Regions from separate parts of the Mus musculus genome. Here regions 1, 2 and 4 are each linked to region 3. A link is a loop called in an ENCODE intact Hi-C map of the cell type or tissue named here. Cell type or tissue: heart. All regions are shown on one strand. Region 1 overlaps Ebf2 (early B cell factor 2). Region 2 overlaps Ebf2 (early B cell factor 2). Region 3 has its middle 54 kb from the start of Gm24981. Region 4 overlaps Gm30806 (a long non-coding RNA gene).

Evidence for each region. Peaks named below come from ENCODE experiments on the same cell type or tissue, not always from the same donor. Only the 100,000 strongest peaks of a DNase experiment are listed, where the experiment ranks them.
Region 1: it touches region 3 in a loop (2.3-fold over the local background); 2 of 42 quality-filtered maps call a loop at or near these places.
Region 2: a loop joins it to region 3, with 2.8 times the contacts of the local background. A loop is called at or near these places in 13 of 42 quality-filtered maps.
Region 4: a loop joins it to region 3, with 7 times the contacts of the local background. A loop is called at or near these places in 19 of 42 quality-filtered maps.

Annotation. Positions count from the first base shown.
Region 1 is chr14:67,268,744-67,276,743 of GRCm38, reverse strand. All of the region lies in intron 6 of Ebf2 (early B cell factor 2), which reads right to left. Among named protein-coding and RNA genes, the nearest start is that of Gm52149, 7.9 kb to the right of the region's middle. In heart, a CTCF peak has its summit at 4,321; DNase peaks (open chromatin) are centred at 1,213, 2,043 and 4,423; H3K4me3 peaks cover 881 bases; H3K27ac peaks cover 1,860 bases.
Region 2 is chr14:67,366,896-67,374,895 of GRCm38, reverse strand. Ebf2 (early B cell factor 2) reads right to left here. Exons shown (of 16, transcript NM_001360202.1): 7 at 3,122-3,203. The region is part of intron 3 of 4930438E09Rik (RIKEN cDNA 4930438E09 gene); the gene reads left to right. Among named protein-coding and RNA genes, the nearest start is that of 4930438E09Rik, 27 kb to the left of the region's middle. In heart, CTCF peaks have their summits at 3,548 (motif pointing left) and 6,869 (motif pointing left); a DNase peak (open chromatin) is centred at 2,595; H3K4me3 peaks cover 865 bases; H3K27ac peaks cover 567 bases.
Region 3 is chr14:67,616,727-67,624,726 of GRCm38, reverse strand. No RefSeq gene overlaps it. Among named protein-coding and RNA genes, the nearest start is that of Gm24981, 54 kb to the right of the region's middle. In heart, a CTCF peak has its summit at 3,746; DNase peaks (open chromatin) are centred at 686, 1,616, 3,066 and 3,596.
Region 4 is chr14:67,208,959-67,216,958 of GRCm38, reverse strand. It overlaps Gm30806 (a long non-coding RNA gene), which reads right to left. Exons shown (of 4, transcript XR_001781308.1): 4 at 7,856-7,970. Among named protein-coding and RNA genes, the nearest start is that of Gm30806, 11 kb to the right of the region's middle. In heart, a CTCF peak has its summit at 6,854 (motif pointing left); a DNase peak (open chromatin) is centred at 4,918; H3K27me3 peaks cover 458 bases.

The sequences.
Region 1 (8,000 bases), 350 kb after region 3:
AAAGCATCTCCCAATGTAGGTTTTCAGAACAGCAACACTCAACTGAGTACATTCTACACAAATATCCCAAGATCTAAAATACGCTGAAATATGAAGGATTCCTAGGCCCCATGCAGTTGGATAAAGGACACCCAAACCTGTCGAAATTAACATTGTGTATAATTTTCTTTTTTACCAAATAGTTTCCATGCTTAGAGACAGGTTTTATTGTTCTAATTTAGTATGGTTTGGTGACACTCGATTGAGACAGGTTCTCACTAAGTAGTCCAGGCTGGCCTCAAAATATGACCCTCCTGCCGAGGCCTCCTGCATCCTAGGGTTGTAGACATGGTTTCCAGTGGCTCTTCTAAGTAACTGAATAAAAGTGTATCCTATCCCTATGGGCTACACTTTGTGGTTAATCCATCCCTTTTCTGTGATCCCATCTCCTTGCAGCAGTACTCAGCAGGCATTCTTTAAGCACAAAACCCAGAAGCCCACTAGCAAGGCTGGTGTTGGCATTTGTGGAACAGGGCATACCGCCAAGTCCCTGCTGCCCCTGGTCTAAGAGATTGGGGGCATTCTAATCTTTGCATCATGGCTCCTCAGAACCAGTCACTTCTATTCCCTTTGGAGGGTCACGGCATTGCAGAGGGAAGAACACAAGACTATTTGCTGTGCATTTCTCTCTGTCCAATCTGATGTTGCTACCATCAGAATGTTCTTGTCCCTCCACCTGAACATGAAAGGAGATCCTAAAGGAGGTACTTGTTCCCTCCTGAGACGGGATGGAAAAGCAGGTTCCAGAACGTACCATACCACAAAGGCACCAACTGCCTTAAAAAAATAATCCCCACCAGGTATGCAATAGCAGAGAGATCTGTGGCCTTTTCCTGCCTATGATCTAGACACTTCTCCCGCAAGTCTTAATATTCCATTTTATTGTTTGTTTTAGTTTTGAAATAGAGTCTCACATAGCCCAAGCTGACCTTGATCTCACTATGTAGAGTAACCTTGAACTTCCAGGTGTGCACTAGCACTCGGTTTTATTTGCTGTTGGGGATGGAAGCCAAGGCTCTGCACATGCTGGGTAAGTATCCTCTCAGCTGAGCCACACCTCCAGTGCCTCGGTCCTGATGTGTTATTGGAGCAAACGGAGCAGGGCAGGACGAGTAGAGAAGTCACCAGGCTGTTTCTAGTCTTCTGCTTTGACTCACCACGTGACCTTGAAGGAAGTCCAGGGCCTTGTGGCCTCTTATAGACTCCGCTCAGAAAAAGGACTCACTTCCCTATCCATTCCTATGTGACTCACTTCCCTATCAGCTCCTATGGGAAACCAGAGATATCATTTGCTTCCCTCAGTGGCCCTATCCCATTGGATATGGTTTGCTCTCCACTTCCTTGGAGCTGTCTGTTGCAAACTCTCTGATCCAGAGCTCACGTATAGAAAGTTTTAAATGTTTATAAACTCAAAGCAGGTGTGTCAAGAGATGGACGACAACTGAATCAAGCAAAACAGAAGTACAAATTCAGAAGGAAATGAGCCTGGGACTCCAGAAAAGCCTAAGACACAGCAGGACAACACACTATGAAGCCACTGAGTGGGAGCTGGGCTGGATACTAGGACTGCACTGAGACCCTGGATCTCATTCACATCTCAGATCCCTAAAAAAAAAAAAAAAAATCACTTTCCCATATTCTTGTAGCTTTGCAAGTACATACGCACACACACATACCGTGGAGAAAGAAGGTTCTGACAACACTCAAGCCCAGCCTTGTATAACATGAAAAATAGACATCTCAGGTCTGTATATGTGTGTGTGTATGTGTGTGTGTGTGTGTGTGTGTGTGTACACACACACACACACATACACACACAACCACACAACCACATATAGTCTTACCAGATATCTCAGCAGTTCTCTCTGCAAAGAAAGATATGGCCGCATAGTTTCCACGTGAAACAGTTTCAAACGTCCTACATTTGGGCTGTTCACAGAGGCTAATATTTGAATGCACTTGGGACACTCTGTCCCCAATTCCAATGTAATCATCATGACCAGCAGGGCCTGGGAGATCTTTGAGGTCAATATTAGCTTTCACCAATAGCATACAAGATGGACTGAAGTGACACCCGGGGGTGAGTCTATTTTTACCAAGTAGTATTTACAACACACTCTCCTCTCCTAGTTTATAAGCTCAAGAACTTTGTGGAAAATCACGAGGGCCCTAGCGTGGCCATGCGTGGGCTTTCTCCCTCTGGTTGCTAGATTCCACGTCTACCCTCTTCCCTTTCTGTATCTGAGCGGCAGGCAATACTGCAAAGCCAACTCTACCTTTACCACAGTGAATGTGTCACCTGAGAAGGATCTGGAAAGGTTGAGTTCCATAGCCATTAAATGTATGTCCCACGGCTGATCGAGAGCAACAAGCCAGTCTGCTGGAGCCACTGTCAGATAGAACAGAGGTCACCGAAGACCTCAGGAGGCGTACAGCCCAGCATCCGACATGCCATCCAGCAACACAGTCAAATAAATGAATTCATAAACAAGCATTTTATATAAAAATCAAGAAAGCATAATCTGGAGATAACTTGAGACTTGCTATTTTTCCCTAAGTATTGGAAATGTTAACATCAATATTAAATCAGCATTTTATCATCTGTGTTCGTCTTATCCTGGGACATTTGTTTTCCCAGAAACTAAAACGGAACGAGGGCGGGAGCTACTCTGTGTGGAAATGCAGAGTTTATTGACCACCTCTAGTATAATCTAGCTAGCTTTGGTCCAGTTTCTCAACTTCCCAAAATCAATTAAAAGTGAAAAAAATAAAATAAAAAACAATAACAGAGTATAGATGAAGTTGTAGATCCAAAGCTTTTACGCCAAAATGCTTGTGCGTTTTTGTTTTGCTTTGTTTTGTTTTGTTTTTAATATAACATGCTTAAAAACTGAAAACGTTTTTTGGATTGCTTACATACTCTGAAGTGCTTCCTGCCTACATATCCTCAGAACTCCCCAGGGCTTTGCCTGGACACATGGAAAATTTCAAGTTGAGCCATTTTTAAGTTATCCATGAGTGAAAGCAAAGGGGGGGTGGGGGGGGCGCATGAAGTGGGAGTTGGAATTTGTCATGAAAGAAGGAAAAGGCATTTTGCTCTTTCTCTTCTGATCCTTGAGCTCTTCACAGCGGCTCAGCATGATTTCCCCGATTTGTGGGGTTTTGTTGCGGTGGTTGTTGCTGCTTTTCCACAAAGCACAGAATCACCTTCCAGCCGAAGCCAAGTATGAACGGATTCAGTGTGCCGTAAGAGAGAGCACCAGGGAGTTCTTCAGGCACGTCTATTCGGAACCATAAAACTAGCATTACCAGACGCAAATCAGATCACATGTCACAGTGATAGATAACCGCCCAAGTCATAAAGCAAACACGTACTTAGTATCCATCAGCCAGAAACGTGTGTGTGTGTGTGTGAGTTTAAATTTTTTTATTTTGAAGCATTAAACACAGAAATAATTTTGTCAATGAGGGGTATCACTGGAACAGGAGCAAGCAGTGCAAAACACTGGCTTCCTGGATATAGATACTCCTAGGTGCTGTCTCTGCCAACTCTGGTAATCTGTAAGAGGCTCACTGCCCCCTAAATGAAAGTTTCCGAGATTCTTCACAAACATAATATCCATGGGGTATCATGTACAATCTAGTGATGATGCCAATAATGAACAGCTAGGGTAGAAGGGAGTAGACAGTCCAAAACGTTTGAAAGTCCATGGGCTAAACAAGTTAAGTACGGAGGAGAAAACCAAACTAGTTTACAGGGAAACACCTCGCTCAGAAATGTAGTTACTGAGTTCATGAATCTCACATAAATAGCTGTAGACGCTGCTGACTTCCTAAGCCAAGGGGGAAAACATGTGTTTGAAGAACAAGGAGAGAAGCCAGAACATGGAATAATTGTCTCACTGGACGCCCTCGGCTACAGAGACTGTTGGCTGAGACTCCCATTAAGGAGAAATGGAGAAAATGGATCAGAGATACTGCCCAGCCAGGATGGGAAGAGACTTTATTTTTACAAATAAACGTGTCTAAGAGATAGGCTGGACATCAGGGAGGAAAAAAAAGTGGGGAAACCCAGAAGAAAAAGGAGCCTGAGGTCATGAGGCCCTCCTGTCGCCAATGGAGGCTGTTGGGGAAGAGAAAGCAAATATTGGCACTGTATGGCTGCGGTGAGTTTCCCACTTCTTCAAATATAACTTTGTGACTGTGTTTAAGAGAGTTGCCCACTGTTATTGGTCTAATGAGCTAACTCTGAAATCTGAGCTAAAGACAGCTCCCTAGTGGCTGCTCACTGTTTCACAGACCAAAAGGAAACTTCTTTCAGGGGCCCATCAGGGCGAACCACTGCTGACAGCTTGGAACGGCACAACACAGATTTATTTCGCAGACAGCCACAGACAGGAATTTAGCACCCTGTGCTGGCCTCCTGCTTAGAGGAGAAGGTGTTAAAAAGCAACCATGCAGAGCCCTCCCTTGAACAAAACCCAGTAGCGACTAATCAAGCGGTCACCCGTTCCCAGCAGAAAATACCCAGCGATGTGGGACTGAGTGCAGGAGAGGGGTACAGGATTCTGACAGCTGCTGCTGGGGGCCGAGGAGGTGGAGTGTGAGAGCTGCCTCTGAGAGCTCTAAATATTTTGCATGACCTTTCAACTTACAAATTAATTGATTTATAAACAACGGCAAATGCTATTTATTTATTTATGACATCTTGGAATGCCTTCTCTGGATCCGAGGGCACAGCACTGTTCTCTGATGCCGGCGGAGATTTCAGAAACATCCAGTTGTGGGCTCAAGTAGGCATCAGTGAGCAGCTCTTTACCTGTCTATTCAAGAAACTTCCCCATGCCTACCAGTTCGTGCATACAATTGTCTGTCAGCCTTGTTTTCTGTGTGTCTTGTATATGTATTCATGTGAGCTCATTCATGTGAGTTCACACGGAAGGAAGGAAGGAAGGAAGGAAGGAAGGAAGGAAGGAAGGAAGGAAGGAAGGAAGGAAGGAAGGAAGGAAGGAAATATAGACAGACTTTAAATGCTGCCCTTATCTATACTAACATTTTTCATAAATAATCTCTTCAGATCACTTCTCACCATTTGAATTCTTGAACATTGGCAATAATAACTATTAATAAGTAAACACTGGTGAAAGCGAATAAATAGGTAGTAAATAAACAAATGATCTGATACTCCTTTGATTGATGTCACATGCAGCAATGCCTAAGGCAGAGATGGCCACTAACACAAGGCTCAGCCTCCCAGCAAGTCTTTAAGGAACGGAAACATGAGAACTCATGGAACAGCTACCATTGGCTCAAAGGACTCCTGGCAGAACCAAGCTCAGTTTGTGTCCTGCCATAGTAGGCTCCTCTCAGCAAGGTAGCAACTTTCAAGAAGGAAGAACACTTGTTTAGAGTTTGGATATTTGGTTTTGCCTTTTTTTTCCTTTCTTTCTTGAAGTTCTATGTTATCCTCTATCTGGGACATGTAGGTAGCCCAAAATTTGTTTGTTTTTTAGTTTTGGTTTTGGTTTTTTTTTTTTTTTACAACAATGATAAACACATGGCTGGACAAGGGTCATCTCAAAGCCCGGTCCTCGGGGGCTACTCTCTCTCACCTTACTGTGGGAACTATGCAAAGGGAACCGAACCCCAGGGAGCTACAACCTCAGGAACAGGGCAAGCAAGGATAGCAACTTCCTCACCTTAGCAAGCCAGACTCCAGGGCTGAGCAGGGAACTCGTTCCTGTTTATTTTTCTACTTCGTCCACATCTTTGCAAACATGTGAGAGGTCCTGGGTCACTGATACTAGTTAAAGGATTGGAGCTTTAATTTTGTACTTGAAATTAAATGTGGGGCAGGGGTTGGTGTGGAAGGAAGAGAAGCCATAGGTAGACTCCCCAAACTTCCTTTCCAAGGAAGGCTGCCCCATTTTCGACAGACATAAATATGAGTGCTAATGTTGACATCGATTTTACTAGGAATATTACAGTAAGTATATTTTAATGTAAAATAAAATGAGATTTAAAGCAATACAAAGAAAAATGTAGCCAAAGGTAACCAACTGAAAATCAGCTAAGGAACTTTCCCTAACCTTAAATTGAAAGTCTGGAGGCTGGGGATGTGGCCCAGCTGGCAGAGTGCTAGCTTAGTTTGTATGGAGCCCTCTGTCCCTCTGTCCCCAACAGCGCATAAACCAGGTATGCTGGGGTTTGCTGGCAATGTCAATACTCAAGAAGTAGAGACAGGAGAATTAGAAAAGTTCAAGGTCATCCTTGGCTACATAGTGAGTACTGAGGCTAGCCTGAGCTACATAAAACTGTTCCCAAAACAGCAAGATGTTTGGTACTTATTCTGCTTATTCTGTCTGTCTGTCTGTCTGTCTGTCTGTCTGTCTGTCTGTCTCCCTCTCTCCCTCTCCTCCTCCCTCTCCCCATTCTCTCCATCTCTTCTTCCTCTCCCTCTTCCTCTTTCTCTCTCTCCCTCTCTCCCCTTCCCTCCTCCTCCTCCTCCCTCTCCCTCTCCTCCCCCTCCTCCCTCTCCCCCTCCCCCTTCTCCCTTCCCCCTCCCCCTCCCCCTCTCCTCTCCTCACCACACATTCTCTCTGGGCATCTCATATGACACAAGCCCCCTTTTCCTACTATGTTTCCATTCCCAGTTGAACTCTACCAAGATGAAGATGAAGCATGCTCCAAAAGTCAGAAGACAAGGCTGTGACATTTCTACCAATGGACATAGCTACCCTCCCTCTTCCTGACCTATGTCCCTGTGTGCACTATGCCTTTGGGATATTTTCCACATTTGGGGTGCTTTCCAGATTCCTGGCAAGTGCTGCTGCTGCTGACGCGACAGATGAGAGGAGACACCCTTGCCTCCTCACTACAGTAGGCTCTGTGTGTGTGTGTGTGTGTGTGTGTGTGTGTGTGTGTGTGTGTGTGCGTGTGTGCGTGTCTCCAGCCTTTGCAGAGAAACAGCGCTCCATGGTACTGGCGCTCTGTCATTTACTCATTGTGCAAGTGACCACTGATACCTACGCTGTGGGAAAGACATTATCCTGCCTCAGCGGTTCTCAACCTTCCTAAAGCTGTGAGTTTTTACTACAGTTCCTCATGCTGTGGTGACCAAGCATAAAAATTATTTTCATTGCTACTTCATAACAGTAAATTTGCTACTGTTATAGAAATCATAATGTAAATATTTGTGTTTTCTTTGGGGGGGGTCGAGACCCACAGGTTGAGAACCACTGTTCAAGATGTCAAGGCTAAGCCAAAGTTACTGTGTTGCTATCTGTGCCCCACCCCATAGCTTAGTAGTAGTAAGAGTCAGGGAGAGAAAACAGACAATGGGTAAGTTAGTAAAATAGTAAGCATATTAGTTGTTGATATTTTAAAGTCTGAGGCAGACACTCAGGATGTAGAACCTTTGTAAGTTTGAGGCCAGCCTAATCTATATATTGAGTTCCGGGCCAGACAGACCTGTACAGTAGAACCTTGTCTCAAAACAAAACAAAACAAAACAAAACAAAACAAAAAGCTAGAAAGACCAGAGAGAAGATTCATTGGTTAAAAGCACTACTTTTCTTCCAGAGGACCTAAATTCAGTTCCCATACCCATCTCTGGTGACTTAGAACCTCCTGACGATTCACTGCCTCCGGCCTCTGAGGGCACTGTATGCACACGCATATACCCACATACCATACAGACACATTCATACACAATTAAAAAAATAAACTTTCAAGTGTTGAAATCATTAAGTCAGGAAGAGGATTGGAAAGTGCTGGATTAGTAGGTACAACACTGAAGTGATCTTGAAACAAAGACCCAAAAGACACAGGGCTAGTATATCACAGCATAACATACTGTCCCTGTTACATGGTAAACACACAGTAACTAATGAGATGTCCGGCTCGCTTGTACCACTGCAGTCACAGTGTGCATGTACAAGATACCTGTATTTCATTTTTCT
Region 2 (8,000 bases), 250 kb after region 3:
TGTCTTCACACATGACTGCTAGGAATCCAAACTGGTGCAGCCACTGTGAAAAAGAATTTGGCAGTTTCTCAAAAAGTTAAAGATAGACCTACCCTGTGATCCAGAAATGCTACTCCTAGCTCTGTCCCCAAGAGAACTGAAACATATGTTCCAAAAACAACTCAATATCACAGAAACTTTAAAGGCATAAAACACAAATATTAGTTAACAACATAATGGGTAAGCAAAATGAGATCTACACAGACAGTGGAATAGTATTCAGCTATAAAAAAGAACCTTACCAACCTTGAAAACACTATGCTACGTGACAGACCCCTGAGATATTGAGAGATTTGATTTTTATGACTTCTGTAGATTTATATGGAATAAGCTCATAAAGGCCAAAGAGCAGATCAGTGATTTCAGGTAACTGAAAAGAAACGGAAAGTGGGGAGCCCAGAGTAATTCGCAAGGTGTAAAGAATGTTCTGGAATCAGAAGTGATAGTCACACAACGCTGCCAATGTGTTAAAGTCACCGGCACTCACTCACTAATGTACTCACGATGGAGATGTGTGTTGTACGTGAACATCACCTTATAATGTAAATTTAGAATGTGAAATAAAATGGACAAGTGTGGTTATGTCCGCCCTGGAGATAACAGGGTCCTGAAACTTGAGAGCTTTTCTGTTCATCCATGAATGAGGAAGCTAAACCACACCCTGAAAGGCTGAGGAGCTCTGGTGGCTCTGAAGTCAGCACTGTTAACTCTAAGCCAGAAAAGCACATTAGCAGAGTAACGCTCACATAGCAAAGACCTGCAGAAACAAGCAACACTGGCGTGTGTTTGCCTCAGGAGGACATTTCTTTTCTTTTGCTTTTTTTCTTTTTCTTTTTTCTTTTTGTTTTTCGAGACAGAGTTTCTCTGTATAGCCCTGTAGCCCTGGCTGTCCTGGAACTCACTTTGTAGACCAGGCTGGCCTCGAACTCAGAAATCCGCCTGCCTCTGCCTCTCTAGTGCTGGGATTAAAGGTGGGTGCCACCATGCCCAGCTCAGGACATTTCTAAATTGGGGGTGGCAGTGAAAAATCAGAAGGGTCCAGTACATGCACATCCCAGTTCTTAGAGGCTCTTCAAATGAAAAACGCTGCCCGGTGCAGCAGCATAAGATAGCCTGAGGATCGAAGCTGCCTGCTTCTGTTTCTCTAGCCTGTGTTTCTTCCAGCAGTGTAGCAAATATTTACTCCTGGTGGCAATATGAGACTCTGTTACTATGCACTTTTCTTTAGAAAAAAAAATTTATTTAACTTTGTAGTAACATTTGGAACCCTGGGTATGGTAAATTTCCAGAGCTGGGGCCTTTCTGCAGATCCCCAAGAAGTCGGACTGCATTTCTGCTTGTCTTCCTATGACTCAGCAGAGAAGTCAGAGTGAGAAGTGGAGAGAAGCAGACAGCATTAAATATTATCATGACAACTGTGTGTGTGTGTGTGTGTGTGTGTGTGTGTGTGTGTGTGTGTGTGTTGGGCCAGGCAGTGGTAGTGCAGATTTAATACCAGTCCTCGGTGAGGCAGAGGTAGGCAGATCTCTGAGTTTGAAGCCAGCCTGGTCTACAGAGCAAGTTCAAGGACAGCCAAAGCAACATAGAGAAACAGTCTCAAAAAACCAGAGATAGATAGATAGATAGATAGATAGATAGATAGATAGATAGATAGATAGGGTAAGCATAATAAATAAATAAAATGTGTTGGTCATGGCACAATAACTGGATACCCATGCTGCGGTTTGCAGCGCGGTGACTGCAGGATGGACGCTTTTAGATGCATTTGCCCTGGCCTACTGAGTACCCAGCACTCCTCAGGACTTTTTCTTTTTGTTTGACTTCTCTTATCCCTCCCTCTGTTCCCTTCTCTTTTATTTACTTTCTTCTCTTCTCAGTACTGAGGGGTTGAACCCAGAACTCCCCTCGCCAAGCAAACACTCTCTCCCTGAGCCACACCAAGGGCTCCTGTTAGTTCTTCAGCATTTCTGTACTCCAACACCCTTTTGACATTTGGCTTCACCATAGACACTCTCCCAAGTACAGGCGGGAATGGTCATAACTGCTGGGGTCCAGCATGAAGTAAACAGATATCACACAATTGCCCATTTCAAGGCTATCACAAAACACAAACCCAGAAGCTTTGGCGCTTGCGCACCCACAATCTCGGGAGGGTCTGTGACCAGTCCTCCTGGTTATAATACCTTCTTTCTTGGAGCAGGGTCAAGTTTCCGCATCATCTAGAACCTTCTCTCTCTTGAGGCACTAGTCTAGCCAGCTCTGGGTTTTTGTTTTTTTTTTTCCACCCCATTGAGTCACGTGCTCCGGCGCCATGCTTTAATACATTCGGATTCTCTATAGGGAACTCTAGAGAGCTCCACATGTATGGCAGGCAAGGATGGCAGAAGAGCCATGAGTTGAGTTAAATACAGTCCTTCTGATCGTCAGAAAGGGAGCCAAGCAGCTGCACTTGCTCCCAACTCTAACCAAACACTCTGCTCCAGCTCTGTTTATTAGCTGTCTCCTCAACCCGATCAGTGGCAGAGGTGATGAAATCGGAGGCAGATTTCACTGTCAGGCAGCTGGGTCACCATCCCCAGGGTCTTGTTGTCATGCTGCATTCTTAAAGTGACCATGGCTGCTTGGGTTGCTACTTTCCAACAGGCTGAGAGATCACCGAATAGTTAACCGGTGGAAAAAGAAGGACAGGGCTGTGGCTTGCAGAAAACACATAGAGAAGCAGCTTTGAAAAATCCCAAGGTGGCTGAGTAGCAAGAACATGGCCCCTGCTGCGGGCAGCTGTGAGCGCGAGGGGCAGCCTGAGGGCTGGAAATCAAATCTCTGGCCCGGGCTGGTGCCTCTCCCATGAGGCTCTGCCAGGAGAGGCAAAAAACCCTAAACACTACAAAATGAAAAAAAAAGCCTCCATCCTGGTAGAGGGAGGTTACCATGTTATCTTTTGTATCCTTAACGCTATCAAGGAGGGATGGATTGGGGGAGGGAGGGAGGGAGGGAGGGAGGGAGGGAGGGAGAGAGAGAGAGAGAGAGAGAGAGAGAGAACAGGGTGACTTATTTAATAGGTGTGATCCTCAGGGCCCCTTACCTGGAACCGCCTCATGTCCCTTGGGTTTCCCGCTGTTTTCAAACAATTCTGATTGCACTTCAGGAAAAATTTTAAAAAGAATCTGTGAAGAGAAAGCAATGTGTTAGTTTTTTTTTTTTTCCAGTAAACATTTTTAAACGAGAGACTCTATCTGTGTTCTATTAGATTTGATTTGAGGAGGAAAAAAAAAATAGGTGATTGTGTTTCAGGTCTGGGGAATTTCAACCAGCCATGCCTGGGAGAGGAACATTGCTGACCCTCTGTAATTTGCAAATTTGAATGTTTTCGATGGCAAGCTCAGAGCCCCCTTGCTCCATCACGGTGGGGGGTTGTTAAGCGGTTCCCAATCTGGGCTCTGGTCCGCACACCCACCCACCTTCAGTCTGCAAAAGAGGCCTCTGAATACAGCAGTGGCCCCTGCTGGACAGAAAGTATCACTCTGGGTTAAAAATGACAGGACAAGGCTCAGAACCTATGACATTCCTCGTGTCTGTACCTTTGGTTGGCCACACAATACCTTTATGCTCACACCTAAAGGTGGTCTCAGAGTTTCCCACGACATGTGCAGAAATAATAAAATACTATATAATTATCTAAAGCTCAAGTCCACCGGGCCAGGATACCCCAGGCATTCATGATTAATAGCAAATAGGAAACGGCCCCTCAGTCCCTCCAGAGACGATCCAGACTAACTCAAATCACAATCTGTGGTTATTGTTTGTAAGACATGATTTTTCTTTTTTGAAGCCCATATTCCATTAAATGATCTGTGTCATTGCAAAACTGGGCATCTCGCTCGAGCCACACAGTTGCACCAATCAAGAAATATGGCAAAAGGAACCTTTGCAGGAATTTGCTTCATTCCTATTTTAAAATTTTTTTGTTTCAAAATAAATAAGTTTTTCATTTATTTCACTTGCAGAGTCCTTTAAAAAAAAAATCCAGCTTTTGCAGTGCTGAAGTCCCAGGTGAGCTAGGCCTATTTCCCTTTCTGTTACTATGACAACGAAATTTTACCGCAGTCCCAAGGTCCCTTCAGAACTCTCGCATCTACGCCTTGAATTAGAACTTTAAAGGAAAAGATATACATTTTCCCCAGGATTTACCAATAAAAATAAGTAGAAATGAACCAGTCTTAAGAAAATTCTGTTTTAAAAGCACGGGTTGGTGAGAGGCTCTTGACATGACCTTCTGCCTGTTTTGTTGTTTTGTTTTTTGCTTAAAAAAAAAAAAAACAACCACACAAAAGAATTTGAAAGCACTCCAATTAACTGTATGTTTCACACACACACACAAAGCCAATGAGAAGATGCCAGTAAGGTAACAGACCGAGGGGGAGAGTTGATCTCTTAATCTCTGCTAAAAACACTGGGCAACACACTCCCAACCCTATCTATGAATAAGGTTGGATTCAAATTTGGAAATGACGGTTAAATTTTTTCCATTATTTAACATCTGGTTTGGGCTTGTCTCTAGGGCTATCTTGTATGGGGTATGTGGGAGGTCAGACATGACTTTCTGTGTCATGGCGGTGAGGGGGTGTTGATCAAAATTCTCCAGAAGGACCACGCAAAGAAATCAGTTCATTGCTGTGCACAGGATGGACCGCTTATAACCTGCCCCAGCTTTCAGGAGTGCAGGGGATGTCTGCTTGGGCTCACTTGGGTGGGCTTAGGAGGGAGGCAGGCTTTTGTTTAAGTCGAGACTGAAAGCAAGCATTTTTGTTCTGGGTGGAGAAATGCATCCCTTATAGTCACCAGCCATGAGCACTCACAAACCCTCAGAGCTGCTTCCGAGGATCTACTATGGTCTTGCCTTGCTCGCTGGAGCCTCTTTCCAAACAAGACGCCCACAGCTACCCCACACCATATCTGCTCCCCAACACACACACCTGCCAGAGGTCATTTACATTTTTCCCCATGTCAAAGCCAGGTTGAGTGCATCTTCTCATTTGCTCCTTGGTTTTTGAAGTTTTGCCTTTTCAACAACTGGGCTCCAGAAAATGTGTTCTGCGTGCCCCGTGCGCACTTCCCTCTCCTCCCCCACTCCTGTTCCAAAATAAGATCTGGTGAAAGCATTAATGTTCACCGAGCCATTACTACGGGGACGGTGTGGTAGGTGGAAAAGTGTGAAAGAGATAAATGTTTACATAAAATCCAGTTGATTTAGGGAAACACTCTGCCTGGTGAAAGGCTTTATTCATTTTAAATTAGAACCCTAAACAGTTCTTCGGACGGAAAACACCCAATTTTGATTCTCTTGCTTGTCTGAGGGCTGTTTGTAACCTATATAGCAGACCCCTGCATACCAAGGATGTAGCATTTGGCTCACAAAGGGGGAGAAAGAAGCAGTGGAAGAGAGGAGTGGGGGGATGGGGAAATGTTACATTATTAAATATATAACTGCTAAATGGATAACACTGGAAGTGCTGCTGTGGATGTTTTTATATGTGAATTTAAAAATTAATTAAAAGAAATTCTAAGGCTTACAAACATGGTCAAATCTTCTCTCAATATTTTACTGATGACTTCTGTCATACATAAACACACATACACATGCGTGCGCGCGCACATACCACATGTATACACACAGAGATGCACACACACACATACCACATTCTCTCTCTCACTCTCTCTCTCTCTCTCTCTCTCTCTCACACACACACACACATAGACCACATGTGCACACATACAGATACACACACATGCACACACACACCCTTTTCCCAATCGCTTGGTGCAAAACTCTTCATGATCCATATCATTCATTAGCCACAGAGTAACTTGCAAGGAACAGATTCTCTCAGAATCCCCTGAGTCTTGATCCCTCCAAAACCAGAGGTGCCTGGAGAATGTCAGCCCTCTCTATTCAGAAACAGAACCCCCCCCCACAAATTCCAAGATTCAGACCAAATGTGCTGATTCTCCTCAGAATGGGAGTGGTTTCCACTTTTTCTAAACAACAGTGACTTCATGAATATTATAAGCACTTAGCATGCTGCAGTTTGCCAGCCTTCTGACTACATTCCTAACTAGTGAACCCAAACAACAGCAAGGGTAGCCTTGCTTTTGCAGAAAGAGGTTAGGAGATGTGGGGTCAATGAGTGGACTCCAGAGCCTGGCATTCCAGCCGGATTCCTAGATCACTGGGGCAGTGCCCTGTCCCAGAAGGCTTTGCTCCACTCTAACAAATACGTGCTAGAATTGAGCTAGCCTTGACCTTGTGACTAGACCCCTCCCGCCTTTCCTGGGCCTTAGTTTCTCTGACTGTTTAAGGAAATGTTTAACTGGATTAATCTGGTGTTCATTGCAATATCCATGTTCTATGATAGGGAAAATTAAATAAAGGGCAGAAGTGAGAGCCTTCCAGAAAGAGCCGCTTTGAGGTAAGAAAATACTGATAACAAAAGAAAAGAAATAAAACAGTCATTAAAGTCCACTGTGATGTAGAGAAATTTAAAATCCATGAGTTGTCCGTGTCTGGAATTTTCCATTTCATATTTTTGGGGCCACAACTGATCATGGGTAATTGATACCCAAAAAAAGTGAGGCCATAGAGAAAGAGATACTATATTGTACTTGGTATACAGGGCATCATTTTAAGTCTCAAAACAATTCTCTCCGAGAAGAATCATCTCATGAGTCACAGAAAGGAAGGCCCCAGGTATTTGAGGAAACTATCAGGGATCAGTGTGGACATAAAATTGGAACCTGGTTCTCTCTGGCAACCAGCGCCATCTGGTGCTCTCTGTTCCTTACACAGTGGTGATGGCTCCATCATCACCAGCAAATACTTTAAAAAAAAAATTTCAAAGGGTCAGCATCATAATAGGTAAATTACATCTCAATAAAGCAAATTTTCTCTCTCTAGAAGGCCATCTACTTAAGGGGGGGAGGAGAATAAATAAATGAACAGGGTAATGAGGAAGGAGGAATCTGGTACCCTCCCATGAAGGTACACTATACCCAAGAAGAAAACATTAGGCCAAAGATGGTCACCAAGGAAAACACCCTTGACTTTGAAAACCTCTGCTGGTTCTGTTTCTTGTCTCGTTGATTAAGTGTGTTCTGGATGCCACCAAAGGTCACACACAGCAGCAAAGGTCTTGACCTTGTGAAGCACACAACCAAACTACTCAGAATGTGCTTTTACTCCAGGGTCTCAAATGATTCTAGAAACATCTAGACATGAGTCCAAATAAGATCAAAGCTTATTACATGGTATTCAAGGAAATATGCCTTCTCCTTCCCAATCTCTGGGATATTGGGATATTCTGCATTGTTTAAGAACACGATGACATTCTCAGATGGCTTAAACTTGCCTTGACCCATCTTGAATAGAAATTGAATTTCAAACTATTGTACAACAGAGGTCAAAGCTAATGCCTAATGGTTGAGGCAGATGCACCACAAAATCACAGGGAAGACAACTATTGGGCATCCTTTTCAGACTCCAGGACTCTGAGCTCATATTTGAGGATCCCAGGCACTGTCCTGCCTCTCGGGGTTTATGGAAGAGACTGTTCAGTGTACCTCCAATTTTAAAATCTAAGATCTAATTCTTTCTTTAAATTTTCTAATACCAAGCCTTGTCAGTCACCCATCACAGAAGACTCAGGAAAAACCATGTACAGCTGTGCACACCAAGGAGATGCACATGAGTAACAGCTGTCATCACACAGAACTATGCCTCATGTAAAATAACTCCCTTTGAAGCTTCATTCCTGACTCCCTTCAAACAGGAAAGTCTAACTTTGTATGTTCTCAGATTCTGTCATGACATAACCATGTCTCATATGCTATAGACAAGATAATGCCACACGTGCTCAAAAGGCCAAGCGCAATGATGCTATACCTACTGCATAGCCACAAAAGCAGGC
Region 3 (8,000 bases):
GCACTCAAATACAGAGCTACACACCCACAAGTGTACACACACACACACACACTGAGGAAGATACACAATGTCAAAATCTGGCTGCACTCACTCAAATGCAGAGTTATACCCCCATGAATGTACACACACACACACACACACACACACACACACACACACACACACAGAGGAGAGTACAAACCTAGTCCAAAGTTTCATTTCCATTTAAGAGTCAGAAACCCATAAGAGAACACTGCCTTTATGGTAATGCTGTGCAAAATTGGGGTCATCCCCAGAATCGTGACTCATCTGGGCCTTCAAAGAGCTGAGGTCATGATGTAGCCTGAACTGAATTCCAGGGTCTGGAAGGTAGTAAGCCCTTCTAAGGAGACAAAAATGGTAGGAAATTCTCACAGGCTAGGTTTGGGGAGTTTCTCGACCATTGACAAGGTGCTGGGCTCTGAACTGTGCAAGGACTGGCCAGTCTGGCTTCAGTTCTTTTTATTCTAGACTGTGGGGTAGGTGCAGGTTATCTATTGCTGTGTAACAAATCTCTACTCAGCAGCCCGTGACTCACAGTCTAGGACTCAACAGTCCACAGATAGCTTAACTGTGGCCTCTGGCTTGAGTCTCAAGCTGGCTCCAATTGAGGTGTATGTCTGTGGTCCACTGGGGAGGTTCCTGTGACCAAGCTCACCCAAGCTGCTGCTGTTGAGAAGCCTTGCTGCTTGGCTCTCTTGAGGACAGGACCTAATGTGGCAGCTGGCTTCCCTCAGAGCGAATAAGTGAGCAGGAAAGCCACTGGTCTCCTGTCACCTAATCTCAGCAATGGCATCTGGTCACTTCTCCTGGATTCCATGTATTAGAAGGGAGTCACTAGGTGCAGCCAGCACATTCAAGAGGGTGGGGATTACATAGGACAAGCATGCTAGGAAGCTGGATCATGCCAGCCATCTGCTACGTAGGAAAAACGTCAGGTGGGGATCCAAAGCCGAAGCTGAAACCTCAGGAATGGAGCAGAAAGTAGGAAGGAAGGGGCCATGGGGTGGGGGTGGTGCAGGGGTGGGTGTGTATGTCAAGTTTTGCAAAGACTGGAGCCTTGACTGGAGAGCCAATCATTACATTCATTAAAGATTTGAGACTTAGCATTAGCCTCAAAGGACTCCGAGCCCGAAGAATGATAAAGAAAGAAAGACACAGACACATGTGACTTCTGCTACATCCTTCAACCATCTAAACAAATGCACGTGGAAGGTATCAGCCCCATTTCATAGACGACAAGCTGAGGCCTGGAGGCCTTAAGTGTCCACTTCAAGATTAGGTGGTATTGTGGTCAGGATTGTACAATGCTCTGCAGATATACTGAAATCATTAAACTATACGCCCACAGCAAGCAAATTTTGTGCTGTGTGAATTAATATCTTGATAAGCTACTAAAATCAAAATACAACAGAAAGCTAAGGCTGGGAAGGCAGGATGTGGTACGGTGGGAAATTTCAGATCTAACTGATCTGGACTCTGGATTCAGTTTCTCAGGATGTAATAACCAAACACCACACGCTGGGCGTCTTCCACTGATGATGTTTGTGTTCGTGTGTTCTGGAGGCTGTGAGTCTGATACCAGGCTGCTGCCAGCGGGGCTGTTTTCTTTGGCGGCCTTAGGATTTGGCTTGTAGGTGGTCACCTTCCCTTCCTGGTCTTCATGTGGCCATCATGTCTGTGTCCTCATGGTTTTTTTAAGAAGGATACCACTCAAGTGGGACCAGGTTCCTCCAGCCTTTTTTCAATTTTAGCCCACCTTTTCTCACTCAATGTAATTAGGTTATGAGTTACTGAGAGCTCAAGCTTTGGAGAGACATATTTTAGTCCATGATAACCTACAAAAATTATGCTCATTTGCCTTTTTAGTCAATAGAAGACCACTATTATGTTTTTTAAAATCCAGTGTTAAACATTTATGGTTATAATATTATATATACATGTATATTATATCATATATATCATATATATGATATATATAATACAATATGTAATATATCACATAGTATGTGATATATTATATATACTATAAATACCATGATATGATAATAGTAACCATATATATAATATCATATATAGATGATACAATATCAATATCTTATATATGACATCACTATCATTATATATGATAAATATATGATATTTATTCTGGATTTATTAGTGTAGGACCGTCTTTCAGTTTTTGAAACAGGGACCTGTGTAACCTAGGCTGGCCTTGAACCTGCTTTGGAGTGGAGGATGACTTCCAACCCCTGATCCTCCCCTCCCAAGCCCCGGGATTAGACGAGTGCACCACCTCACCCAGTTTTATGTTTTGCCCTAGCAGAAGAGAACTGAGCACATTCTGATTTCTACAGATAAGCATTTGCAAATGGTAATGATTTAAAATAAATAGCTCATCATGCAATCTCTGGATACTCCTCAAATACACTGATGCAGAGCCCAAAAGAGAAAAAGTTGAGTTAAAAAACAATGAAGATGAATTACAAACTAATAACTTTAATATCTGTTAGTCATCTTTATCACTAAGTGATAAGTGAAATAAGAAAGCACCCAAGATGTGTAATATATACGATTGTGGTTGCAGATGTAATGCAATCTCCACTCTTGTCATAGCTTTCCTGATTGTTGCAAATGGACTCGGGCTTGTGCTGAGAGAGGGGGCGTCTGTTTGCTTGTGGAGGGTGGCTTCTCTTCCCAGGTTTTGCTGTGGCTTTTCTTCTGAGTCAGAGAGCAGCCAGTTCACGCAGAAGGAACACACACATGCTGTGTTACCCGAGGGGCTGTACAGAGGACAGAGTTTGCAAGATGTCCAGACAGCACAGGTTAGCTTATTGGCATTCTGATATGTTCAGTTTTGACATCTGAGACATCTGATAGTCCATTTAACTTTCCGGGGCAGGCAAACCTCAGTTTTAGAGATACTTGACCTGGATGCCTGTGGACTCCCATACAATCAGCCCATCAGGGCTTCACAGTCTGAAGCTGCCTGTAGTGTGTCCTAGACTCACCACAGTGCCATGTGGTCTGTGTCATTGACATCTGACCACTGGTGACCAACCTGACCACTGGCCTTGTTTGGGTTGATCAGAGCAAGAAACCCAGACACGAGCCCATTGAATGAAAGCCCAGTGTGTTCTTAAGGAAAATTCCAGGATAATTGGATCTAAATGCTTCCTCCTGTTAACTAACCCTTAGACTTCAAGGACACAGGAGAGCCCCTGTTATCTCTTTACAAATCAGCCACAGATCTTAGAAAGAATTGACTGTCACTCAAGACTGCCCTTAAGTCTGCTTCCTCCCTCAATTACGGAAGCCTTTGCAGAGCCGAGGCCAAATGAGTCTATAAAAAGGACTTATTTACCACTTGGCACTTACCCGCCAGCACTGTGTACTCTCTCTCTGTTTCTCTGGTTCACATTTATTCTCTCCACACCCTGTTTTCCCATCTTTTAAACCAATTAGGGAACTGTAGGTTTGGCCCAAGTACCACAAAAGCTGTTCTTTTTGAGCACTGAATTTTTCAGTCAACAAGGAGAGGCCAGCCAAGATCCCTTTATCTCAAAGACAAACAAAAGCAGCTAATGAGGGAGGTGGGAGGGCTGGAGGTGGTGCATTCTGGAAGCTTTACTCATTCTTTGGAGGAGATAGCATGATTTTATGCAAATTGGGATTCTATGCACTGGATCGGCTCAGCCAAGAATCTTGCTAACTTACAGCTCTGCCCCACTGGATGGCAACAGAGAGCTATCTATGCCTTGGTCTCTGTAGTTGGAATATCTTTCCCTCTTGCTGAAGGGGAATGAATCTTTCTAGTGGAACAATACTAAGAATTTTGCCCAAGAAGAACTGATTCTTGCCTCAGTTCTCCTTTTGCAAAGTTAGCCTATGTTTCATATTCAACATGCTTGTATTTTTTTAATTTATTTATCAGGACAATGAGCTTGACACATATGACTGGTGCATTGAATTCATAGGTTCCACATCCTCATATCCAGCCAGCAGAAGATTGGGACTATTAAAAAAAATCTGTATATATGCTCAACACATACAGATTTTTTTTTTACCTTGTCATCTTTGCCTAAAGAGCATGGGACCATAGCTACTTGCATAACATTTCCATTGTGTTGGTAGGTGTTAGAAATAATCTGGAGATGCGTTACTCTACATGAAGGTTGCACAGAGGTGATGCACAGATGCTACACCATTTTATAGAGGAATTTCAGCATCAACAGATTTGGGTGTTTGGGTGTCCAGGGATCAGTTTCTGTGGATACCAAAGGATGACAGCACTGTATTGTGTTTCCCAAGAAAACCACAAAGCCAAATTTCCTCTTCTTTCTTTTAATGATATGTATTGCTTTGAAAATACCCCACCCCCACCCTCAGTAGCTGCACTAGCTGGGTATGAAATTGAAGGCAACAGTAAGACTTGGCTTTGGTCAGATTTCATGCTGAGTCTCCCACTCGGAGCAAGTCACTGACTGGTCTGAGCAACCAGAGGAGAGCATGATGTTGATGGGGCTGGGCAGTGGAAGGGAGGAACAGCGGTGCTCACGTGGCTTTCCACACAATGGGAGAAGAAACCTGCCATATCCACTCAACACCATAGCCTGGGAAAGCTGGTGCTCTCCAGGACTCAGCAGTTGACACTGTTTAAAAGTTCAAACGATTGGTGAGGAGATATGGAGCAAAGAAGAGAGACCAGGAAACGGGACTTCTGTCGTAGCCATAATGCTACCAGAAGAGCCAAGAGTGCCCTTTGAGTTCACTGTGCAAAGAGCAGCCTGTTGCAAACTTGCCTGGCATGAGGGAGAGAAGGGGAAAGAGAACTCGGGGGAACAAGGAGACCAGAAAGAAGAGGAGAAAGAAGGGTGGGGCTGGAAGATGACAGAAAGTCACGATGAAGGTCACCCACCCTGGCTAGAAGCCCAGAACCTCAGGTCCAGGGCCATCTGCTTGGCTCCCTGCTTGAGTACCCTCAATCCCTAGTTGAGTGCAGGGCACGGGCAGAGCTAGATGATAACCATTGGTAAGTTCAGAGGTCCTTGGGCTGACCCTTGAGAGGAAATCCTTGTGGCTGATGGATATGTAGCCCGGGAAGTCTCTTTGAGGACTTAGAAATCCCCAAACACCTCCTCTCGTCTCTGCCTAGCTGAGAGTTGGAGCAGGGCTGTACAGGATTCCAAAACCACTTCACCCAGGATCAGCTGATGACTGTTCACGCCTGTGGCCCGAGGCTCTACAGAGGGGTCCAGGCCAGCGCAGAGCCTGTCTGGCCTAGGAAGCAGTCCTGGCAGAACCAGGAGGAAGAAAGACAAAGACCCTGAATACTGCAGTGGGAGACTTCAGAAGATACAACTGGGAGGTCCAAAGAAGTCAGAACTGAGGAGTGGACTTCTCTGGGGATGTCTTTTGAATTGAATCAAGTAGTATCAGTTCGTATTTACATAACCTTATATAACAAGCCAAACAAAAGAAGATACTTCGGGGCCAAGAGCATATTGAAAAGACAAGAGAGGGAACTTCTCAGGAGAGAAGACAGAATTCAGGGCTATCTTTGGATTAAATAAGAAACTGCTTGTATATTTAAAGCCATTCCACACTCATTTATTGCGTTTGAAAACAGTTCCCGGATGGCAGCGTTGGGGACACGAGCTGTTTCTGAGCCCATTTTCGGCTTCTCGTTTGTCTAATGAGCGATTTGAGCTTTTGCTTCGGTACCCAGAAAAGATAACACTGTACGCCGGTATAGGACATGGCACAGTCCCAAGCATCACTATGCCTGTCTGACCCAGGCAACTACTACCCTGTCAGGAGGGCTCGGCTCACATTTCTGACTCTCCAAGTGCAGATATTTCAGAAAGTGCAAGGTGACTTAACCAGAGTCACACTTGCATATAGATGCCCCAGTATAGGGGAATCAAGGGCAGGGAGGTGGAAGTGGGTGGGTGGGTGGAGGAACACCCTCATAGAAGCAAGGGGAGGGAGGATGTGTTAGGGTGTTTCTGGGAAAGAGGGATACCAGGAAAGGGGATAACATTTGAAATGTAAATAAAGAAAATATCCAATAAAAAAAAAGAAAGGCCTCGAGACTCTAAGCCTAGTGTCTATTTCACACAGTTCAACGATCGTTTCTGCATAATTTACAGGCTCAGGTATCCATAAGCTGCTTTAGTAAATATTTATTTTTACCTTTTAGCATTGTCATTATCCTCTGCCTCCCTTTATAAAGCAACACCATAGCTCAGCATCAGAGACATGTCATAATGTCCTTTGCATCCATGGCAGTGTGTGAGAAGATTCCAGGGTAGAGGGATGGAGTAGGAGAATTGGAACTCCTTTCTACCTTTCCAGGACTGCAGCAAGCCCTTGACTTTGATCCTGGTCGCAGCTCACTACTCTCCTCTCCCTGTAGTTTGTGCATGTAAGGTATCTTCAGGAGACTAGGCAACTAGGCAACATACTACAAGGATTATTATTATTATTATTATTATTATTATTATTTCTTCTTCTTCTTCTTCTTCTTCTTCTTCTTCTTCTTCCTCTTCCTCTTCTTCCCCTTCCTCTCCTCCTCCTCCTCCTCTTCCCCCCTTTTCCTCTCTTCCTCTCTTCCTTCTCTTCCCCCTTATCTCCCCCCTCCCACCTTGAGACAGGGTCTCATATATCCAGGCCGGCTGCTAACTTACTATATAGTTGAGGATGATGACCTTGAACTTCTGAACCTTTTGCTTTTGCTTCCAGGGTACTGGGATTGCAGACGTGCATTACCATGCCTGGTGACTGCAGCACTGGAGGTCAACCCCAGGCCCCTGTGCATGCTAGGCAAGCACTTCATGGGCCGAGCTCTAAAGTCCCAGCCCAAGAATGTTTTCTTAAACGATGGGCTCCAGCTTCTCAAAGCTAGAGGGATTTACCTGGTAGACGATCTGAAGGGGTCAGGTTTTTTTTTTTTGTTGTTGTTGTTGTTGTTTTCTGTTTTTCTAACTGGAATACATTTAAGGTACCCTCATCCTGACCGATTCTTGGGCTCCATTTTCGATCATTTTTAGTGCAATGAGTTTGGGGAGTGTCTAAAGCCTCAGAACCACATTGGCAGGCTGTAAAATGGTTCTTAGACTCTTCTTCAAGCTAGCCACTCTGTGGTTGTTCTTCTAAATCACTGTGCTCCCCAGCGGGACCGAGAACGGGCCCTGATGGAGCTGCCGGCAGCAAGACTTCATTAGACACTTCCTCATTTAATCTTCTCATGTAAAATATTCCTAACACCAGGTCCCTTGGCAAACGCCCTGAAGAAGTTTCATTTCAATAATATTGCTTTGTATTTATATAACCTCTATATCCAAGGAGCTTGAAAACACTTACGGCCCGTGCTTCATTACTGAGTTTAACCAAAAGAAAAAGAAAGCCAGCTTATTTCCCATGAACAATTTAAGCTCTCCCTTTAGAAGGTAGAAATAAAATAATAGCTAGCTGACAGTAGGGTACATTTGTCTTCCAAGGAGTCCACCATCATCTGGGTACTGAAACTACCAGAGAATATGAAGAAGACATCAAGCAAGTATTTAATTGAAAGTTACACAGCAAGGCAGGGGCAGAGTGGAAACCAGAGACAGACCTCAGCATTCCATTCCTGAGTGCGGGTTACAAGTCTGAGGGCAGTAAATTAAAGGAAGATGGGAGAAAGTGACTTCCTTCACCATTCTTGTTGTCACAGGCTTCTCCCTCAACCCCTTCTCAGATTGGAAAAGGAAGCATTTTCCACCCCCAGCCCCTTCACCCCTGCTCCCCGGATGCTGGATGTAAGGCTGTATCCTTTATCTCTATGTCCTGCTAGTTCTCCCAAGATGTTGACAGAAACAGCACAGGGCCTTGTCTATGGTAAAGTCCCAATTAGCCCAGTGCTCAGGGGACAGACGTGGCCGTGCTTTGAATTAAGCAGTAAATGAATGCTGCGTAGTAAATCTTTCTGTCTAGTTGCT
Region 4 (8,000 bases), 410 kb after region 3:
CCTCTCCAGACTCTTCTGCCTCCCCATCTGTCACTTTGCTTTATTCCCACCAGCAGAGGTCTCTCTGTCCATCTCCACCCCACTTTGAGGTAGACTTCAAATCGGACCTCTTCGCCAACTCTCTGATATTCTGAGTCCTTAATGGCCTCTCTAGAATGAATGTTTATTGTCTCTTGGGTCTCCCTCTTATCTAGCTTGAAATGTCACCAGGGCAGCTGTACAGAGCTGTAGAATTGGATGTAACCCAGCCTCTCTCCGGTTCTCTGTGGGCTGGACCACTGCCTTCCCTTACCAACTGGAAAGCAGAGTACATGTAATTGCATGGGCATGTCCCAGCCTGATGCTAAACATGTGGTAGAAGGAAATCGTTGTCTACTGAGCACCTGCCAAGTGCCAACTCTGTACAAATGCTTCCCTGTCTCGATTCCACTGATCTCTCTCAGCATCTGCACAGAGACGATCAACATGACCTTCTGTACACCACACCAGGATGGTATTTGTTCCTATGACAGGAGCCCTAAAGGACTATATTCATGGGGCAGGTGTCTCGCTCAGTGGCAGAGTTCTTGTCCAACGTGCCTGAGATCCTAGGTTTGATCCTCTGCGTCAAAGAAAAATACGCAGAGGGTTTGGAGATGCAGTTCAGATGCTAGAGTGTCTGTCACAAAAGCCTGAGAAACCTTAGTTCAGGTTCTTAGCATCCATGTATAAGGGCAGGTATAGTCGCCTATGTTTGTTATCCCAGTGCTGACAGGAGAGTCCCTGGAGCTCCCGGTCAGTCAGTATAGCCAAATTGGTAAGCTCTGGGTTCAGTGAGAGACCTTGTCTTAAAGAATAAGATGAACAACTGAGGAAGACACTCAATATTAATTTTTGGCCTACACACACGCACACACAAATATATATATATATATATATATATATATATATATATATATATATATATATATATATACATACATATACATATGCCACACAGACAGAGATAAAAGCAGAAACAAAGACAAAGACAGAGACAGAGAGAAATGAAAAACAGTGGATTGGTGCTGGAAAAATGACTCAAAGACTAGAAGCACCTGTTGCTTTTGCAGAAGGCTGGGGTTCAGTTCCCAGCAACCACATCAGACAGCTTACAAAATGGCCTGTAACTCCAGTTCCAAGGGATCCAACCCTTCTGTGTTCTGCAGGTCCTGGCACATATGTGATACACACACTCAGACCCTTACACATGCACACATAAATAAATGATAAATACAACTTTTATAAAGGAAAACAGGGTCTCTAGCACTATTGTCTCAGTGCTAGAAAAGTTGAGGCAAGAGAGCATTACAATTTTGAGTCCAGCCTATCTCAAAAGAAAAGGAAAAGAAAGACAAAGAAAATACTATTTTCTTTGGCTTCATTACAGGGCATGTCAGGCCAACTCAGATACTACACGCTCGCCCAAAAATAATTCTGAGATTCTTCCAAACTGGAGCTCACCTGTGCTCTGCAGGCCTGGCTCCTCCCTCACCTCTGGTGTCTTCCATCTTTCTCCTTACCACCAACGTCTTTGTGTCTGTCCACGGCTGAGCTCTATCAGATCATCACCACGCCATGTTGGCCCTAGGGGCAAGGAATGCTGACCTATGTTAACGTCGGAACCCAACCACGGCACCATAGAGGCTGCTGTGGGCACGTCCCCAGTTTGCTTCTGTGAAGGCTCTGTCTTGCTCCTGGTAGCTTTCGTGCCCATCACTCGTCTTGCCTATTCTCCCTGCCCTTCTTCGTCGATGGCTTCCAAGCCCAGAAGCTCACACTGATCTCTTTCTTCTCTTCTCTGCACTGTTGAACTGTCACGGCTGTCTGTGTCCGTCTGTGTCTGTCCCCAGTTCAGCTCTCTGCAGCTGAGCGAACGCTGTTGTCTGGCAGTCCCTCCATCCATTTCCTTTCCGCTGCTAAACTCTTCCAGACCCCATCTGCTCCTCTGAGGCACCTGGTCCCACCTCTTAGGAATAACTTCTTCTCCTGTTGCACAGAGATAACTGAACCCTGTTTCCTATCCCAGAGCCTTCGTACCCTCCAACCTCGTATCCCAGCTTCCTGCACCAGACTCTGGCAAGATGGCCACATCCAGTCTGCCAAGGTCAGCTTCCCACTCAGTGCAACCATGAACTGCTCCTGCAACCATGAGCTGTCAGCTCCCTGCCCACACCCAACTGCTCTTTCCCTGATGCCACCTCCTTCCCTTCACATCCTCTGGAGATTCTGTTCCCTCTGCTAAGATGAAGCAGGCAGACAAAAAACCACCGTTTCCTCCACCAAATCCTCTTAGCCTTCCACTCCCTCTGTGGTTTCCTACTCGAGTTCCAAAAGAGCCACACTGCCATTGTCACCCTTCCATGCACCTCAGCTTGCCCTCGCTTCAATGTCATCCAGCTGTAGTTCAGTGTAGCTTCTACACACACACACACACACACACACACACACACACACACACACACACACAAATACGCATTCACCCATGCATGCACATATACAAACATACACGCACATAAACACACATACACACATTCACCCACACATGCATGCACATACACATACATTCACCCACGCATGCATGCATATAAACAAACACAATCTAACATATACACATGCACAGACACACACACAAACACCCACACACACTCATGCATGTCTCACACCCACACACTCTACAAAGTTGCTCCCTAAGGTGGTAGGGAGACCTTTCAGATGTAGACCACAGTGGACAGTGGTTAGATGATTGTGGGTTTTGCCCTTAGAAGAAATTAATGTTGTTCTCGCAGAGCTGTGATCAAAAGAACAGAACTGGCTCTTTTTTCTCTTCTTCGTCCTCTTCTCTTCTCCCTCCTCCTCCTCCTCCCCCTCCTCTCTAGCTCTTTGTCTAACTATGTGACTCTTCTATACTCCTGTCATTATGATGGCCCTGCCATGAGGTTCTCCCCAGAGCCCAGCAGAAAGCTGATGACCAGGTACCCTAGCTCTTGAATAATGAACTATAAACCTCTTCTTTTTTTGTGATGAACCCAGCCTCGAGTATTTTGTTACAGAAACAGAAAACTGATTAAGACATTCATGAAACCACTTTCCCAAGTGGTAGATCCCAGAACAAGCCATGTGTTCTTGTATCTGACACTAGAAATCACCATAATTTGAGTTTCAATGAGACAAAAATTCTAAGGTGTCCTTCTGACTTAAAATCCGTGATTTAGCGGTCTCAGTCTGCTCTTCTGATAATGAAGAAGAGATGAAAGCCTTTGATCAAGCAAGAAACAAGCTGAAATGCAGTCTTAGGAAGTCAAACAAGTGAGACCACTTCTGGAAGAAAGACGCCTTCCACTCTAGGGTGTGGGAGAGTGGGTAGAAAAAAGTTTCCTAGCAAGCAAAGCTCAGAGGAAACTGAGTTTGAGTGTGCCCTCAGGAAGTGGGCGGGCAGGAGAATGGAGGAGGCCCTTCCTTAAGGGCTCACACAGAGAACAGCTTGGGTAAAGTTACACAGAGCACATGGCTAGTGTGAGTAACAAGGACTTCCCAAGAGTTGAACTCAGGATGCTGAGGCAGGAGGATCATGAATTCAAAGCTGGCCTAGGCCACAGACTCTACGGCCTAGAGGAAGAACGTAACCTCCAAAATTATAAGGATGAAAAGAGGAAGAGGAAGAAGAGCAGGATGAAGGAGGGCAGGAGGAGATATCTTACCTCCACTGGTCCTCTTCTGAAAGATGGTGCTAACTATTGTATGACCATCGCTTATAATGTCCAATATAGTGAATGAGCAGACCCGTTCACTGAAATTGTAAAAGCCAGGAGGTTCTTCAGACAGTCTGGAGCAAATGCGAAACCAATGCATTTGGGGCAGCCCCTGCCTGGCCTTGGGACTGGGCTTGCCCATGTCTGGCCTGCCCCGCGGGGGGTTGGGTTTCATTGTTGTTATTGTTACTGTTGTTGTTGTCATGAATTTATTTATCTTATTGTGCATGTGTGTGGCAGCACAGACACACCCCAGGAAGTATGCAGAAGTCAGAGGACAGCTCTCTTGCCACAGTGTGAGACTCAGGGATGGATCTCTGTCTGGTCTTCAGTCAGCACAGAAGCCTCTGTGTCCAGAGTACTACCTCAACACATTTTTTAGTGTTTCCCAGTGTCCAAGGATGAGATGATAATAAAAGTAGGAACCCGGCTCTGTGAGGCTTGCAGACAAGAGAGCCCTCTAGGGTGTTTGTTCTTTAGCTTAGTTTTTCAATCTGTGGGTCGCGACCCCTGGGAAACCCCGAACAACTCTTTCCCAGGGGTCACCTCAGACCAGGACAACACAGATACTTACATTATGATTCATAAGACTAGCAAAATTACTGTTATGAGGTAACAACAAAATAATTTTATGTAGGGTCACCACAACATGAGGAACTGTGTTAAAGAGTTGTCATCCCAGCTTTAGGAAGGTTGAGAACTGCAGCTCTAAGCCTAAAATTAATGCAACGTTTACTGTAAAGGAATTGGAGGGAGGGCAAATCCAGTGCCCTTGGTACAGGCTGAATGCCGTGAAGTCCTGTGTGGCTGGAAGAACAGCTTGGCAGGGATGGACTGGGAGGTGCTGAGGGCCAGGCATTAGAGGCTCAGACACAGACCGAGCCCCAGCAGCCATTTAGCAGCTGGACTGTCTCTGTTCTTATCCTAAGACGCACTTATCTCTCCCCACTGATGTGGCAGGAATCCTTGCCCGTGGTTCAAAACCCGCTTCCCTGAGTGCGTGATGTCATTAGCGAGCTGGCACATCTTTTAGGGATACAGTTCTGTTATATCAATGCAGGGACACATATGTTTTCACCGCCTGCTTTGGAAAGGGAGAGCACTAGCTCTGGGGTGGCTGAGAGAACACACTGATCCTCTTAGCAACCGAAGGATCTAGGTGGAGAGTCAATAGGCCTTGTGTTAATTTGCCTTCAGGATAGTTATTGGCACGCGTACAGAACTCGCTCATTGCCAGACTGGGGACCATTTGCCTGGACTGGGGTGCCATCTAGTGGATATTTCCATAACTCCCGGTGCTAAGACTGCAGAACTCTACCTGACCGCAAGATGGCCTGATCCAAGTTTCTCCCGCAGATGCCCACAGGCAACAGCTGACTAGAGCAGGAAATGCCTAGTTTGTTTCTTTTCATAATTTTGACACCGCAGGCACAAAGTGCGGACTTTAGCATTTTCTCTCCTTAAAACGTCAGTTATGAGCTCCAAGTCAGATTTTGACTGTGCTCATTTTTTTGTGTGAGACGCTGCTGTGCATTTGTATCGGTGTGTGTACCGATGCGTGTTTGTACGTGTCTATTTGTATGTCTCCTTGTGTATGTGCATGGGTGTGTGTGCATCAGTGTGTGTTCATGTGTGTCTCTGTGTATGTCTTCTTGTCTGTGTGCATGTTGTGTGTGTCCTGTGTATCTATATATTCCTGTGTATGTATGCGTGTGTGTGTGTGTGTGTGTGTGTGTGTGTGTGTTTGTGTGTGTACATGTCTGAGTGTGTGTATGTCTCTGTGCATTTCTGAATATGTGTGTGTTATGTGGCCATGTATGTATGTGTGCATATCTGAGTATGTATCTATGTGTGCTCTCTGTGTGTATGTGACTCTGTGTGTGTGTGTGTGTGTGATTCTGCATGTGTGTCTGTGAGAGAGGGGGGACACTGGGAGAGGGACAGTGAGACAGAGGGAGAGAAGGAGAAGGGAGAGAAAGAGGGAGGTGTGTGGATTATAGTGTGACCAGGATGGCTCGGCCACTCAAAGCATCTCACTGAGGTCACTGCTGCCACATCCTTTATTAGTTACTTTTCTACAGCTGTGATAAGACACCATGACCAAGGCAACTTATAAAAGAAAGCATTTAGTTGGGCTTAAAAAGAAAGCGTTTAACTAGGATTATAGTTCCAGAAAGTTAGACCATTATGGTGGCAAGTAGGAATGCTGGCAGGGACAGCTCAGAGCTTACACCTGAGCCACAAGCAGGAGGTATAGACAAACCTGAAACCTTAAAGCCCGTCCTCCAGTCACACGAGTCCTCTGACAGGGCCACACCCCTGGCCACTCCCAAAGAGTTCCACCAACTGGAAACCAAATATTCAAGCATGTGAGCCTCTGGGGGCCATTTTCATTCAGACCTCCATACCTGCCAATAGGCTGGGATGGTGGGATCTATCCATTTCCTCAGTCTAGGCCTTTCATGGACAAACCTATTAGAACACTCTTTCCCAGAGTTCATACAGAAACTGGCCACTGTCGGGGACAGTTCTCACCCCAGAGGGAGCCTCCACAGCCTTCTGCTAGCAGCAGACTGAACACTTGAAGACAGGTGATGCTGCCAGCTGTCAATCATGGTGGAAGACTTTACTGCAAGCTTCCCCACCCCAGCTGAGGTTCCTTTGGTACCCATGACCCCTTGAGCTCTTGAGAAGAGAGACAACACATCCTTTAGCTTCTGAGAAGAACAAATGGCACCTCTCAATATAAAAGAATGTGTTCCCATTTTTCTGATGTTCACAACTCAAGGAGTAGTTGAATAAAGGGATTTTTTTGTTTTTGTTTTTTTGTTGTTTTTCGAATCAAGCATTTCTCACAGAAGTGTATCCATAATAAAGACAGAATTCTTTTTTTCAGGGTGAGGGAACTGGTTCTAGAGCCTTCTGAGAGTTTCATTTAAAAGCCATATCCTCTCAACTGGAGAGATGACTCCACAGTTAAAAGTGGGTAACTGTCCTTGGAGAGAACAGAACACGACCTGTTCCCTGTGGCTCACAACCACCTTTGTAGAAAGTTCCCATTTTCAGGGGATTCCCCTGCCTGCCCCCCTCTGGCCACCATGAGCATTGCACTCATGTGCACAGTGACTTGTGCACCTGCCTGAGCACACACTAAACATAATGAGAATAAATCATTTTTTAAAAAAAGTTATGGAATATCTCTCTTGAAAAATGTGCTCAAATGTACACTTCAGTTCTTAGCCTTCTTCCTAAGAGGAATAATAAACGTAGTCGCTAAAAAAAAGGCCAGGGTGAGATGGTGTGTCTTCCAAGATGTTCACACCCAGAAATTTGTTGACTACATTTCATTTCCTAAGTCTCTGGGATGCTTGCCAGGTGCTGGGCACTGGGCTATGTGCTGAACATAGGAAAATCAATAGATGTAGTCTACAGTTTCAAGAAACCCAATAACCTTTTCTAATTTTAGTGCTTTCCTTCTGTAGACCTCATGTTTTGAGAGAAATTATCCAAAAACTTTCAATTATTGGTTAATCTGTATTTTCCTGTGAGCTGGTCACCATTACTTCAGTGTCAGCCAGTTCCCCGGGCCTGCAGGGACAATCTGCGGGGACCCAGGGCAGGGGAGAGAGAGAGAGAGAGAGAGAGAGAGAGAGAGAGAGAAAGGAGAAGGAGGAAGAGGAGGAGGAGGAGGAGGAGGAGGAGGAGAAGGAGAAGGAGAAGGAGAAGGAGAAGGAGAAGAGAAGGAGGGGGAGGGGGAGGGGGAGGGGGAGGAGGAGGAGGAGGAGGAGGAGAAGAAGAAGAAGAAGAAGAAGAAGAAGAAGAAGAAGAAGAAGAAGAAGAAGAAGAAGAAGAAGAGGAAGAAGAAGAAGAAGGAGAAGAAGAAGAAGAAGATAAGAGACACGAAGAATGAGAGCAAGTCAATCATACTGATCAAGCTCTGAAAACTTTATTCTGGAGTGGCAATATAAGCATAAGCAAGAGGAGGCTCCAAGGGAGGGGGGAAGAGCCCAGGGACTCTCTGAAGGTCAGGTGGCAATCTTCAGCTTCTAGAACCAACGGTCACAGTGTCCTCTTTTCCCATAAACATTCTTACTGTTATGACCAGGAATGTCCTTTCAGGATTGTTTATGTAAGCTAGAAAATATCCACAAGGACATGGCTGAGACCATGGCTCCCGGCAAGCCAGGACTTTCCACAGAGCTGGAAACAAAGCAGATACTCAATAAACAT